Regions from separate parts of the Mus musculus genome. Here region 2 is linked to region 1. Evidence: chromatin loops called from intact Hi-C (ENCODE). Cell type or tissue: left cerebral cortex. All regions are shown on one strand. Region 1 holds the start of Atad3a (ATPase family, AAA domain containing 3A). Region 2 holds the start of Mib2 (mindbomb E3 ubiquitin protein ligase 2).

Region 1 (2,500 bases):
CCTATGTCAGCGGCCAATCCGGCGGCTGAGAACGTCTTGACCCTCCTAGGTTTCCGTCGTCCAGAAGGAAGGGGTGTGGCTCGCGCCTGCGCAGTGAGTCGCGCCCGCGGCGCGTGGTGACTGCGAGGAGCCTCGCGAGTCACGCTCCGGTACGGTCCGCCGAGGGCGCGCGGAGCTTGCAGACCATGTCGTGGCTCTTCGGCATCAAGGGCCCCAAGGGCGAAGGCACAGGGCCTCCGCTGCCCTTGCCGCCCGCTCAACCCGGGGCGGAGGGCGGCGGTGACCGCGGGGCGGGAGACCGGCCATCGCCCAAGGACAAATGGAGCAACTTCGACCCGACGGGCCTGGAACGTGCGGCCAAAGCGGCTCGCGAGTTGGAGCACTCGCGTGAGTGCGCGGGCTGGGCTTGGCGGGCCGAGGCCCTGGGAAATGGGAGGTTTCTCTCGGAGGCACTAGCTGCTGCCCTTAGGACTTTGGTCCTCTTGACGTCTTAGCAGCACAGTGGTCGTTCGCAGCCGTACCTTTCAGGTGACCTGAATGGCCGCTTATGGGACATTTGGTCATAGCCGTCCTGCATTGGGGGAGACCCCGATCCTGCCACCCTCTTGCACTTGTAGCTGTCAACACGTAGGTCGTAGGAGAGACCCTGTGCCAATGTTGGCCTTACCTACTTTACTGTTGGGCTTTCTAGCTGCCTCCACGTGGTGCAGGCCAAAAGTCATAGCCAGGTCAGGCGATCCTGTGTTGTGGTAGTTAATAGCAATCTCTCACTTAAAAAGGAGAGAGTAGATGTCGTGTTTACTATTGGATGATAGCATTCCACTGTGGAACGTGAGGTGAGGGTGTCCGTAAAGGTTGATCCTCTCTGAGACAGATTTTAGCATTGATGGATCCCAAAGGCCAGGACTTTTCCCAACAAATGACACATTTTTGTTTTGATGTTGACAGTTTGTGCCAAAGTGTAATGTAAGGTGGATTTTTTTGATTATTTTGCTTTGTTTGTTCTTGTTTTTATAAAGACTGTGCAGCCCTGGCTGAGACTCCTGTAGACCAGGCTGTCAGAGAAATCACAGCTCCACCTGCCACGGCCTCCTGAGGCGTGTGTCACTATGCCTAGCTAGTTGAAATATTTTTAAGAGCCTGCAGGGGGCTGCAGAGATGGCTGAAAGGCTAAGAGCACTTGTTGCTATTGTAGTGGACCTGTGTTCAATTCTGTGCACCTATATGACAGCTCAAAACCTTCTGTAACCCCAGTTTCAGGGCATCCAAGGACTCCTCTGGCTTCTAAGGGTACCAGACATATACATACTTATATGCAGGCAAAAACTCAAATACATAAAAAATTTTTTAAAAGCCTGAAATGTCAGCTTTGTTGAATGAATACTTATTGAAGGATGTTTCCATTCTCAATTTTGTGTTTATGCGGGTGTTCTGTTTTTCAAAAGATCCTATAGGGAAGCCCTAATTTAAATAGGTATAATATGCAGACCCTCTGAGAGAGAGTCTGGCACTTGGTGAGTCAATTCTCTGCTCTTGTAGGAAAAAAAAAAGTCTTGAGCTCATGCCTTTAATTCCAATACTTGGGAGGCAGAGACAGACAGATCTCTGAGTTTGAAGCTGGACTGCTCTGTACAGTAAGTTCCAGGCTAGTTGGGGTACACTGTGAGATCCTGTCCACTTTTGGCAATGGTCTCTTGAGCCCCACAGACTCAAATCTCCATATAGACATTCAGAGCCTTCAGATTGAGGTCCAGGGTCACCTGTCTCTTGAGGTCCAGCAGAGCTAGTAATTTTGTAAATAATCTATTGTGTTTGCTAGATAATCTCAGTGATTGGGTTGAAATGAGGAAAAGTGGCTGGTTTTCAAGGCATTTCCAGTATTAGAAGACTTGGCAGATGATCCCGTGTCCTGTTACACTGTTACGTAGGGGACAACTCTCGGTAACTCCTGGGTTGGGGAGATCACTCTCTAGACACACCTAGAGTTTCAGAATTGAATCTTGGCTATTAGTCTCACTAATGCAGGCTGTTGTATAGACTATGGAGAACAGTAGTTCCAACCCTCAGCTACATCCTGACTACTCTTGCATGTAAATTGCTCTTCAGGCGCTTGTCCTGGCAGTCCTGGAGGGCTTGCCCAGAGCATGCGCTATCTAGGTTCAGTGCCCTGGCCTCTACTATGCTTTAACAGAGCTCTCTTTTCTGGGCCAGCAACAAATTCCATGGGTTCTGCATGCCCTCATGGGCTGTCTAGGTCTGTGCCCTTTTCTTGTAGGGCAGTCTCAGGTGGGCACTAAACCTGTGCTGAGGTTTACCTATTCTGACTCACTTTACAAGAAAATGGACTCAGAGAAGTTAGCTCAGCTTGCCAAAGCCACATGAAGAAGAAACAGGAGCTGGAGGTTGGCCCCAGTTTTGTTGGACTGTGCTACCTCCATTCCTGCCTACTGTGCTGGGATGAGACCCCAAAGAGTGCTTCTGTCCCCAGCCCTGTCCTGTC
Region 2 (2,500 bases), 91 kb after region 1:
GTGAGGGGACAGTTACAATACATATGGAGGTAACTTGCACATGGGGGCAAAGCTTGTGGGGAGAGTTGCTGGAGAACTATGTTGTTGTGGTCTGAGGAACTTCATAGAACTGTCTAATACATGTAAATCAAGGCAGTATACTGTTTATAAACACAAAGGCCAGGATGACTGCTTGTTAACTTTATGCCTGTAGGACTAAAATCAGTAGCTGGGTAGGGGGTTGCTCAGTAGGTCTGAGTTGATTCCCACCCCGCTCCAGATAGAGGATAGGAAAACAAAAGAAAAAAGATGGGCGCAACTCTGATTATAAAATAAATTAAGTCGTGCAGGGTGTGGTAGTGCATGCTTTAATTTCCAGCACTCTCGAGGCAGAAGCAGGTGGGGCTCCATGAGCTCGGGGTCAGCAGGATCAACATAGTGAGGCCCAGGCTATGTTGCAATATGTTGCTACACGTTGCTACATAGTGAAACCTTATTTCAAAAAGAAAAAAAAAAGCCAAAAGAATTACTTTGGATGCGTTTTCGCTACATCTCTGGAAACCCCACCCATTTCAGGCAAGACGTCACCCGAAACTTCTGTCTCCAAGGCAACAGAGAGCGTCCTGGGAACTAGTACTGCGCAGGAGACCTGTGCAGGGCTGGCTCCGCCCACACGCACTTCCGGGTGCGACTTTGCGCCCATCCCCTTTCAACGCTCCCTCTCTGTTCCAAGAATGCCGAGACGCAGGCATTTCCAGTTTCTTCTTTAGAGAAACAGAGCTCCCGCTGACCATGCATAACGCGTCCGTCGGTCCCTTTGCTACCAGACCAGACGTGTACGTCATGCTCGGGGTGCCTTGGTAGCTATAAGCCCCGCCCCCTGACCCTAAGCATAGTGCGTCACGCGCAGAGCCTCCTGGGAGTCGTCTGTCCCGCCCCCGGGCTGGCTCTGCAAACTACAGCTCCCGGCAATCTGTGCGGCGCCCCGCGACTGTAGTCGGGGAGCCGTGGTGGGGCTCCCTGGTGGGCTAGCGCAAGAGAGGCGGCCTTGCTAAACACTGTTAGGGGGCGGAGGACGGCGGGCTGCAGCTGGCGTCTCGGTGGCGAGCCGAGGCTCCACTGTCAGCCTCTGCGCTGCTCAGGGGCGGGTATTCCTGGGCCGAACGAGCGCGGAAACTCTTGGCAAGTGGGGGGCCGGGCCGGGCGTCCTCCCAGCGACGGGGGCGGTGGCACGGGGCCTAGGGGTCCTGATCGTCCTGACGGGGCTGCGGTTTTGTTGGCTGACCTCGGCCCTTCAGCGCGACGGGCTTTTGGTGCTTCTCCCCCTGGACCCAGCTCGTGCCCGTTGCGCGTTCTCGGTGCGTGGGGGTGATGCAGCGTGTCCCAGCCACCAGACCCATGGGAGCTTTTTAAGGCGACCAGCGGCCTCTGTCCCTTCTCAGATGTTAACTGCGTCTCAGCACCCCTGGCCATAGGTTTGGATCTCCTGGGGCTTTCAGAGAGGAAGGTCAGCACGGCGGAGGCCAGTCCCAAGTCTCCAAGCATCAGGGCTCCTGCCCGATTCTCAAGGCGGGTGGGGGACACTGGACCTCCAGACAGGTGAGCGCTTGACAGTTCGGGTTTGGTTTGTTTCTCTTGAGGATGCCGTCTGATGTGTCAGGGTTTGTGTTTCTGTTTAAATGTGCTTGAGTGGACTGGGCAGTGAGAAATCGTCCTTTCTGCCTCCTTTGGGTTCAGAACCAATAAGAAAAGCAGAGATGCCAGGAAGGCTCTTAAGGAGCTAGTGGGCTTGGGGACAGAGCAAGATTGGCTGCTTATAGAATGTCTCCTGGCTATATATTCCACTGTGGCCTGTTGCTTCTGATGCAACAAGTATCTGAATGTCATTATCCCACCCAAGGTCAGCCCTAGGCAGGGTGGTGAACCCCAAGCTACAGTGTACCTAGAGTTCCCCAGAGATTAGTAGCCATGATACCCCTGAACCTTAATGATGTCCCCCAGCAGATGTCTTGGTGCAGGGTAGATCTGGTTTCCTGGCCTCTGTGTCTTCAGTTGACATTCTTGTTTGATTCTACTAGCATCTAGGACATCCACCTGCCTAGTAGGGGCCTCTGATGAACCAGTTTTGTTAGACATTTTTCAATTCAACAGTATCTCCGACACCACCAGAGGTATAGGGAGATATACTCGAGTCCTGAATCCTCTCTATGTCATGTAGTTTTATTCATTTGAATAAAGGCAATCTGCTAACTTTTATACTATAACATGACTTAATTTTTTTTTAAAGATTCATTTATTTATTATATGTAAGTACACTGTAGCTGTCTTCAGACAATCCAGAAGAGGGAGTCAGATCTTGTTATGGATGGTTGTGAGCCACCATGTGGTTGCTGGGATTTGAACTCTGAACCTTCGGAAGAGCAGTCGGGTGCTCTTACCCACTGAGCCATCTCACCAGCCCATGACTTAATTTTTGTGGCTGATTGGAGATTCCCAATAAAATATTCATATAATAAGGGGC

Evidence for each region. Peaks named below come from ENCODE experiments on the same cell type or tissue, not always from the same donor. Only the 100,000 strongest peaks of a DNase experiment are listed, where the experiment ranks them.
Region 2: it touches region 1 in a loop (2.1-fold over the local background); 2 of 42 quality-filtered maps call a loop at or near these places.

Annotation. Positions count from the first base shown.
Region 1 is chr4:155,758,689-155,761,188 of GRCm38, reverse strand. It overlaps Atad3a (ATPase family, AAA domain containing 3A), which reads left to right and starts at 91. Exons shown (of 16, transcript NM_179203.3): 1 at 91-387. The coding sequence starts at 186. In left cerebral cortex, a CTCF peak has its summit at 1,126 (motif pointing right); DNase peaks (open chromatin) are centred at 42 and 1,104; H3K4me3 peaks cover 1,290 bases; H3K27ac peaks cover 607 bases.
Region 2 is chr4:155,667,652-155,670,151 of GRCm38, reverse strand. It overlaps Mib2 (mindbomb E3 ubiquitin protein ligase 2), which reads left to right and starts at 933. Exons shown (of 20, transcript NM_001369164.1): 1 at 933-1,578. In left cerebral cortex, no CTCF peak of the experiment used is centred here; DNase peaks (open chromatin) are centred at 637, 861 and 1,306; H3K4me3 peaks cover 2,083 bases; H3K27ac peaks cover 2,023 bases.